Linked DNA regions of Homo sapiens: region 1 is linked to region 2. A link is a contact called in ENCODE Hi-C data. All regions are on one chromosome and are shown on one strand. The core of a region is the stretch at or near the end of the contact, and the rest is flanking DNA. Distances in the headings are between cores, read along the strand shown.

Region 1 (3,339 bases), core at 669-3,168, 3.5 Mb before region 2:
CCAGCAACATCTGCACCACTAAGGGCAGTTTGGGCTGGCAATGCAGACTGTCACCCCGCCCAGGCCCACTGAACCAATATCTCCATTTTAACAAATCTTTTGCACATTCAATGATGAAATATACTGGCCCACAACACTCAGACTAAACACACCCGTTCTGAGAAATCTACAGTTCTTTTTGAATATCTCTTTAAATGAAAAGTTTCAGACAGTTTCAGAGGTGCCTCTATTATAAAATTCAGAGAAATAATCAGCAGCAAGAAGGCCAGGCCTGACATATCCCAACCTGACTCCAACTTTATGAAAGTCTCTTCACTTCTCTGGATCTGTTTCTTTGTCTGTACATTAAGGGAGTTGACTAGGAGATTTAAGACAAACATTCAAAGTGTAAGTTTGAATTGTGTGCAAATGTATATATGTTCTGTTTCCCTATTTCTCTAGAAAAGAAACATCTAAGAAGTTATCTGTGATCTTATTCTAGTATCTGGAATGGTATTTATAGGTATATAATTATAGGTACATAATTACTGGGAATTTTGGAATATGTATACAACATGAGGATCTCCAAACTGAGAGAGCACCAAACTTCTCCGCTGGCCAGCCTCCCATGTGGCAATACCCTTGACTCTGTACAGTTAAGGATGACTTGACCTGCATGCCTCTATGAACTGTTAAATAAACCACCTCAACAGGAAAGCAGACACCATCCTTTAGGCATCTAATTCCTACCCTCTCAGAATGCAGTAACAAACCCTTCATGATTCAGCAAAAAGCTAAACATTCCCCCAAAGCCTCTGCGATGAAAAAAGTGAAAGATTCTAAAGAAATGTCTCCCTTCACAAGTTTTAAAGCCAAGTTTTTAGCTGTGTTGAAAATCTGAATGGAACTCACTGTCCTAGTTGCGGGGGAGGGGGCTGCTAAAAATAAATAAATAAGATACGCGAATCACTGTTATCCTCTACCACAGTTGGCTTCAACCTATTTAAAAAGAAAAAGAGGTCAGAAAACAGAGAGGGAAGGTTCTAACCCTCATGAGCTTCCTACACTCATCACTGGCAGATGCAGTATTGTCTCTCTACAGCTCGTCTACCCTCGTGGGTCTCTTCAGTCATCAGCTTTTAGGGATGGGGACCCATTCTGACCCTAAGAAGCTTGCTGCCTGACACCTTGCCCCTCTTCCCTTTTCTCTCTCTCTAATATTTTATTTTAATTTTTCGCTCTCCTTTCATGTGGACCTGAAGCCACTTACAGCCTGTGACAAAGCCCATCACATCGTAGTGTTTAATGTTCATTCACATTATTGAATGAATGAACAAATGCATGCTGGTGCCATGTGTTTCCAAGCGAAGAGGAAATCTCACACCAAGTCTAAATTTGGCCACGTCTACAATCATCTCACTTCTTTCCACCTGCTTCGTTTACCCTCCCCCCCGAAAAAGAAACTTGTGTGCAATTGTCTATAGAACCTGCATTTCATAGTGAGAAATGGAAAGTTCAAATGAAAAAGCCTAGAAAACTTTTTAAAAATAGTAATAATCATGAAAGGCCATTGTTTTCCAAATGGGGTCTCTGGCCTTCACTCCTCAGCTGTTTGTTCCTTCCTGTGCTGTCTTCTAAAGACAGAGCATTGCTGTTTAGTTTCCAAAGGTCCGCTTTTGCTGACAAAGAAACCTTCCTGCCGGCCGCTCTTCCACTCCCCTGGCCCTGTTAGAGAAAGAGGCGCAAACAGCCCGAAGAATGCTAAAGTGCTTTTTGCCGCCTCCAAGCAAGGAAAAAGTGGGCGGTACAAGAAGGTTACTTCCAATTGACCCAGCTTTCTCTCCTCTTCCCCACCCGCTGCTTAACCTTGGCTGACCCAGGGCTGCTCAGTCCCCGGAAGCAGGCTGCGGTTGCTGCTGCGGGTGGGAGCTGAAGGCGAGCGGGCCAAGAAGGGCGAAGGAGAGAGCCCGGCGCATCGCCCCTGGGTGCCCTCCTCCCGCGGAGAGACCTGGGGCCCTGGGCTGACGCTTTTGTTCTCCAAGCCCCTGAAAGAAGCAATTATCTCCCAAACAAGAGATTGTGGAGATTCGTTAAAAATGAAAGCGAACTCCCGGGTGTTCGGGGAGCAAGAGGCCTCCCCGGAGGTCTGCGGAGTTGGAGGAGGAGCCCCGCGGACCCCAAGCGCCGTGTCGCTGCCTCTGGGGGGCTCTCCGTGCAGCGGGCGGAGGCCGCGCCACGCCCTGCGGTCCCCAGGGTCTCAGCGGCTGAGGCCACGCCCGCAGCACGGCCGCGAGCCCGCGCGGGTGGGGGCGCAGAGAGCCGGTGACTGACGGCAGCCGGGGAGAAACAAAGAGATGAGATCACACTGCAGAGCCGCCGAGGGAACGCCTAAAGAAGGCAGAAAATGAGACGCGAAAAGGGCCTCATGGAGTCAGAACGCAGAAGGTGGGGTAGGAAGGCCAAGGCAGAGAAACGAAGCCCTGACTTGGAGAAGGGAAACCAGGCAGTTTGTAAGCCCAAGAGTAAGAAGCAAAGTGGGGAGAAGGAAGACAAGCCAGAACCAGCCCTACTTAGGAAAAAAAAACCAAAAAAGTTTGCTTCAACCCTCTCCTCTCCTCTGCTGCCCGTCACGTTGTTCTCTAAACTCTGATGATTTGTGTCAGTTCTTTACATCGTATTTTGTTTTGTTTGAGTCTGGGGTCTAAGGATGGGCTTCAGAGTATCCCTGAAGTAGTGTGCAGTATGTTTGGTTTATATGATTATTTCAGTGTTGAATGCTCATAGCTTTTTTATATGTCTAAGGTATGTAATACCCCGAAGAAGGTTAACTGTTTCTAGGCCGCACCATTGTGGAAAAGAAAAAACAAATAGAAAACAGCTAACATGGAAATGTTACCAGGGATGAGGAATTTAGTAATACCTTGTCTCTTTGGTTAATCAGATTAATACCAGTCATCTAATCAAAATAAACATTTTTGGCTGGGTACGGCGGCTCACGTCTGTAATCCCAGAACTTTGGGAGGCAGAGGTGGGGAGGATTGCTTGAGCTCAGGAGTTCGAGGCTAGCCTGGACAACATAAGGCAATTGTGTCTACAAAATATATTATTTCATATATTATTAATATATGTTACATTGGTTTTGCCTGGGGCTCCTTGAGGCAAGTCACCAAAGGAGCAAGGCCAAATCTCATCACATAAGATTATTAACTAGAAAAGACTAATTTGTTCTAGGGCCATACTTGTACCTGATAGCTTCTCACCCAACTGTAAGTTGATTAAGGGCAGTGACCTTATCTGGTTTGTCATTTTAACAGCAGCTCCTAGCATAGTCCGTGGGACTTAGCAGGTACTGAAAAAATA
Region 2 (2,998 bases), core at 119-2,618:
CAAAAACCCAGCCCAAAGCTCAGCCAATGGGAATGCAACAACACAGATGCAAAAATAATGTATTGTAAATGTTTTTAAATCATTCTCCATTAAAATTTTTCATTATTTTCTACAAAATACAAATACACTAAGGTTCACATTTAACATGCAGAAAATAAAGAGGAAGAAGAGAAATCCACTAGTTTCACTAGTTTAAGGAACAATCACTAAAATGAGACAATGATCTATAGTACATGTATCTTCTAGTTAAATAGGAAAGCAAATTCACATTATCCAGAGTCCTGGGTCATAAAGAACTCAAGTCAAATCTAGTCTGAGGCAGACACTCTGGCTCGTGCCCGCACACAGCTGCCCTTCACACTGACTTTAACCCAGGGCTCATTTAACTGAGAGGCGAGATCTCTCACAATACAGCACAAAACTCTTTCTCCTGGTAAATTTCTTTTCCCAACAAAACAATCAGTTCCCTCACAACAGGCAATTCTGTATCTGTAGACAACCAATACAGTTGCTAATATTCCTCCTACCCCCCAAATAGCTGGCAAAAGCTTCCAAGAGTTTATTTTCAAAGAAGAGTGGTTCTTCTTGTATCACAACCATCTGTAACAGGATACACAATCATTGCCTGAAGACACTGAGTCCCACAGGAAGGTTTGTAGCACTAGGCAACAAAAAGCCAATGCGTAATATCCAGAGCAGATATTAAACAGCCTTAATGATTCTCTAATGGAAGTTTATAAAAATATAAATGGAGTGACTATCCAAAGTGATAGTAGTGTGCTCAAAACTCACAGAGACCCATATTTCCAAAAAGGTGTTCAGGAATCACAGGAACAACGAGGAGCTGCAAAATAATGAAGAAACACATAGCTCCCGTCTGTAACTAGCTATATACATAGATTTCAAAGTAACCTTGGTGGTGTTCCTAAGGCTGGCTGGCTAAGATACTCAGGTACAGGTCATGGAAGTAGACACAGAACCACACTGCTGAGGTCTTCTAAAGTGCCTTCCTTTTCTTCACAGCCTGGCTTAGAGGTAGATCAAATCGAATGGTGGGGGGGAGGAGGATGACTTCAGTGAATAATTGGCTTAGTCTTCGTAACCTGGCTGCCTGCCTCTCCGTGCTCTACCAGCTCATGCTTACGCGATCCCACCTAAAAGAAGACAGTGCACCTCTGCACTAAAGAAAAAGTAGCCCAGGTGGGTGGAGTGCTTCAAGAATAGCAGTGCCATGATCACGCCACCGCACTCCAGCTAAGCGACAGAACGAGACCCTGTCTCAAAAAACAAAACGAAACAAAACAAAAACAAACAGAATACCAGTGACCTCCAACAGTGGGACATACCCGCTGACCCTATCGCCCCCACCCTAGCTGGCTTCCTGCCTTTGTCAAGACTGGACCCAGCTGAAGCAGTGCTCGGGAGCTGTTTTACTGGGCTTAGAGCCAGACTGTAGAATCGGGAGAGAAAGGAGTCTCCACCCCTCTGGTGTTGCTGGTGCTTCTGTATTAATCCACAGAATCTTTTCTGCAAAACAGAGTGAATTCCCTTCATCTCCAGGACTTGGTAGAGCACTGCTTTCAGACAGAGACCAGCCTCCATCACTTCATTCTAAAAAGAAAACACAGATGAACAAAAGTTACTGATTTTTAAAACCACTATTAAATGCTTACGTTTTCATTTCATTTCATTGAATTTTAGTGTAAAATCTTAGATAAAATTGCAAGGTTTATACATTCCTAACAGAGGAAATTTAGTCTTCAGTCCAACACACACACACCGCTCTGAATACATTTCAAAAGGCAAATGACATTTATTGTTTCTTGCTTATTTGTTTGGGTAGGATGCATGAGAAATAATTTTGATGATGTGGTTTTTGGGTGCTAAGGACATTTTAACATCCAGTCCCTTTTCATAATCTAACCATAAACTCTAAAATTTCCGTTTTTAAAACGTGTAAAATATACTGTGAGAAATTCTGATGAGAGAAATGGTGTGAACCCTAGGGCACAGCAGGTGCAGATGCAAAGCCCCAAGCAGACACAACACAGGGGGAGCCCGCCGGGGTCTACAGACCAGGAGTCCAGCCTCGCCACCACTGACAGGACTGACAAGATTCACTATTCTCCCTACCTGGGGCTTTTTCCTCTTCTCTCTCACAAAAATCCTGGTTTTGCCCTTTTTCCCTACTCAGTCTACTAGCTGACTCCTTCCCATGTGAGAACAGTACCAAGTACCTCCTCTGTGTCCAAAATAACTCATGATGCTGACCTATTCTTCGACCTTTGTAAAACAGACTTCCCCCTCCTAGCCCAGGGCCCCACTCATCTAGGAGGTGAAGAAGACCAAAGATAGGGAAGGGTGAGGGATGATGGACTTAAAAAATTCCTTTATCATTATATTTTAAGTTTTTATTTTTATAAGGCATCCAAATATGCATGCAGTCAGGTCAAAATAATCGCCGTATTTCCAAATTAGAGAATGAGAAGCAAACACACACAAAACCCCTCAGGAATCTAAATTACAATCTAATTTTGGATTCTGCTTCTAAAGCGCACATATACAAACCCCAAATGGACCATAGGCTGGCCTCAGGGAAATACTCGGAATCCCTGAAATTGTCTGTACAATTTTGTGTTGTGGGGAGAAGTAGGTACATTTTTTTTTCCTGGGGAGAAGGTACACAGCTGTCTTCAAATTCTCTAAGGAGCACACAAACCAAACAATTTTAAGAATCTTTGCTCTTTGAAGACTAAGAACATTACCATTGTGGGAAACTAGTTGCCTGGGTAATCACAGGGCGGGGATGGTAATCCCCCAAGCCCACAGCTCATGAGCACGTAGAAACTGGCGTAAGAACTCATTCCATCCCTCTTGGTCCCTCCCAGGGCCCTGGGCCTCTCCCTGACACATTTTCCCTTTCTCTAGAGTTTGCCTCTGAGCTCATCCCCCATCTGCCTGCATGCCTGCGATGAGTCCCTCTTCTTCTTTCCTCACT

Evidence for each region. A loop is a pair of places that touch in the nucleus more often than their neighbours do. Pooled maps may share reads with other maps.
Region 1: a map with no recorded cell type shows a loop between it and region 2 (7-fold over the local background). The contact joins two enhancer-like sites. A Hi-C loop is called at or near these places in 2 of 37 single-sample maps with no recorded cell type and 1 of 50 pooled maps.

What each region holds. Positions count from the first base shown.
Region 1 is chr3:115,657,475-115,660,813 of GRCh38, reverse strand. The region is part of intron 1 of GAP43 (growth associated protein 43); the gene reads right to left. Among named protein-coding and RNA genes, the nearest start is that of GAP43, 36 kb to the right of the region's middle. RefSeq lists silencers at 1,878-1,947, 2,128-2,357 and enhancers at 1,279-2,150, 2,151-3,023. Within about 2 kb of position 1,918, at least 35 of the 41 ENCODE cell types and tissues checked have a DNase peak (open chromatin) inside an H3K27ac peak, as active enhancers do.
Region 2 is chr3:112,115,255-112,118,252 of GRCh38, reverse strand. It overlaps C3orf52 (chromosome 3 open reading frame 52), which reads right to left. Exons shown (of 6, transcript NM_024616.3): 6 at 43-1,611. The coding sequence ends at 1,607. Among named protein-coding and RNA genes, the nearest start is that of MIR567, 4.0 kb to the right of the region's middle. RefSeq lists enhancers at 2,062-2,121, 2,678-2,767, 2,998. Within about 2 kb of position 1,368, at least 3 of the 41 ENCODE cell types and tissues checked have a DNase peak (open chromatin) inside an H3K27ac peak, as active enhancers do.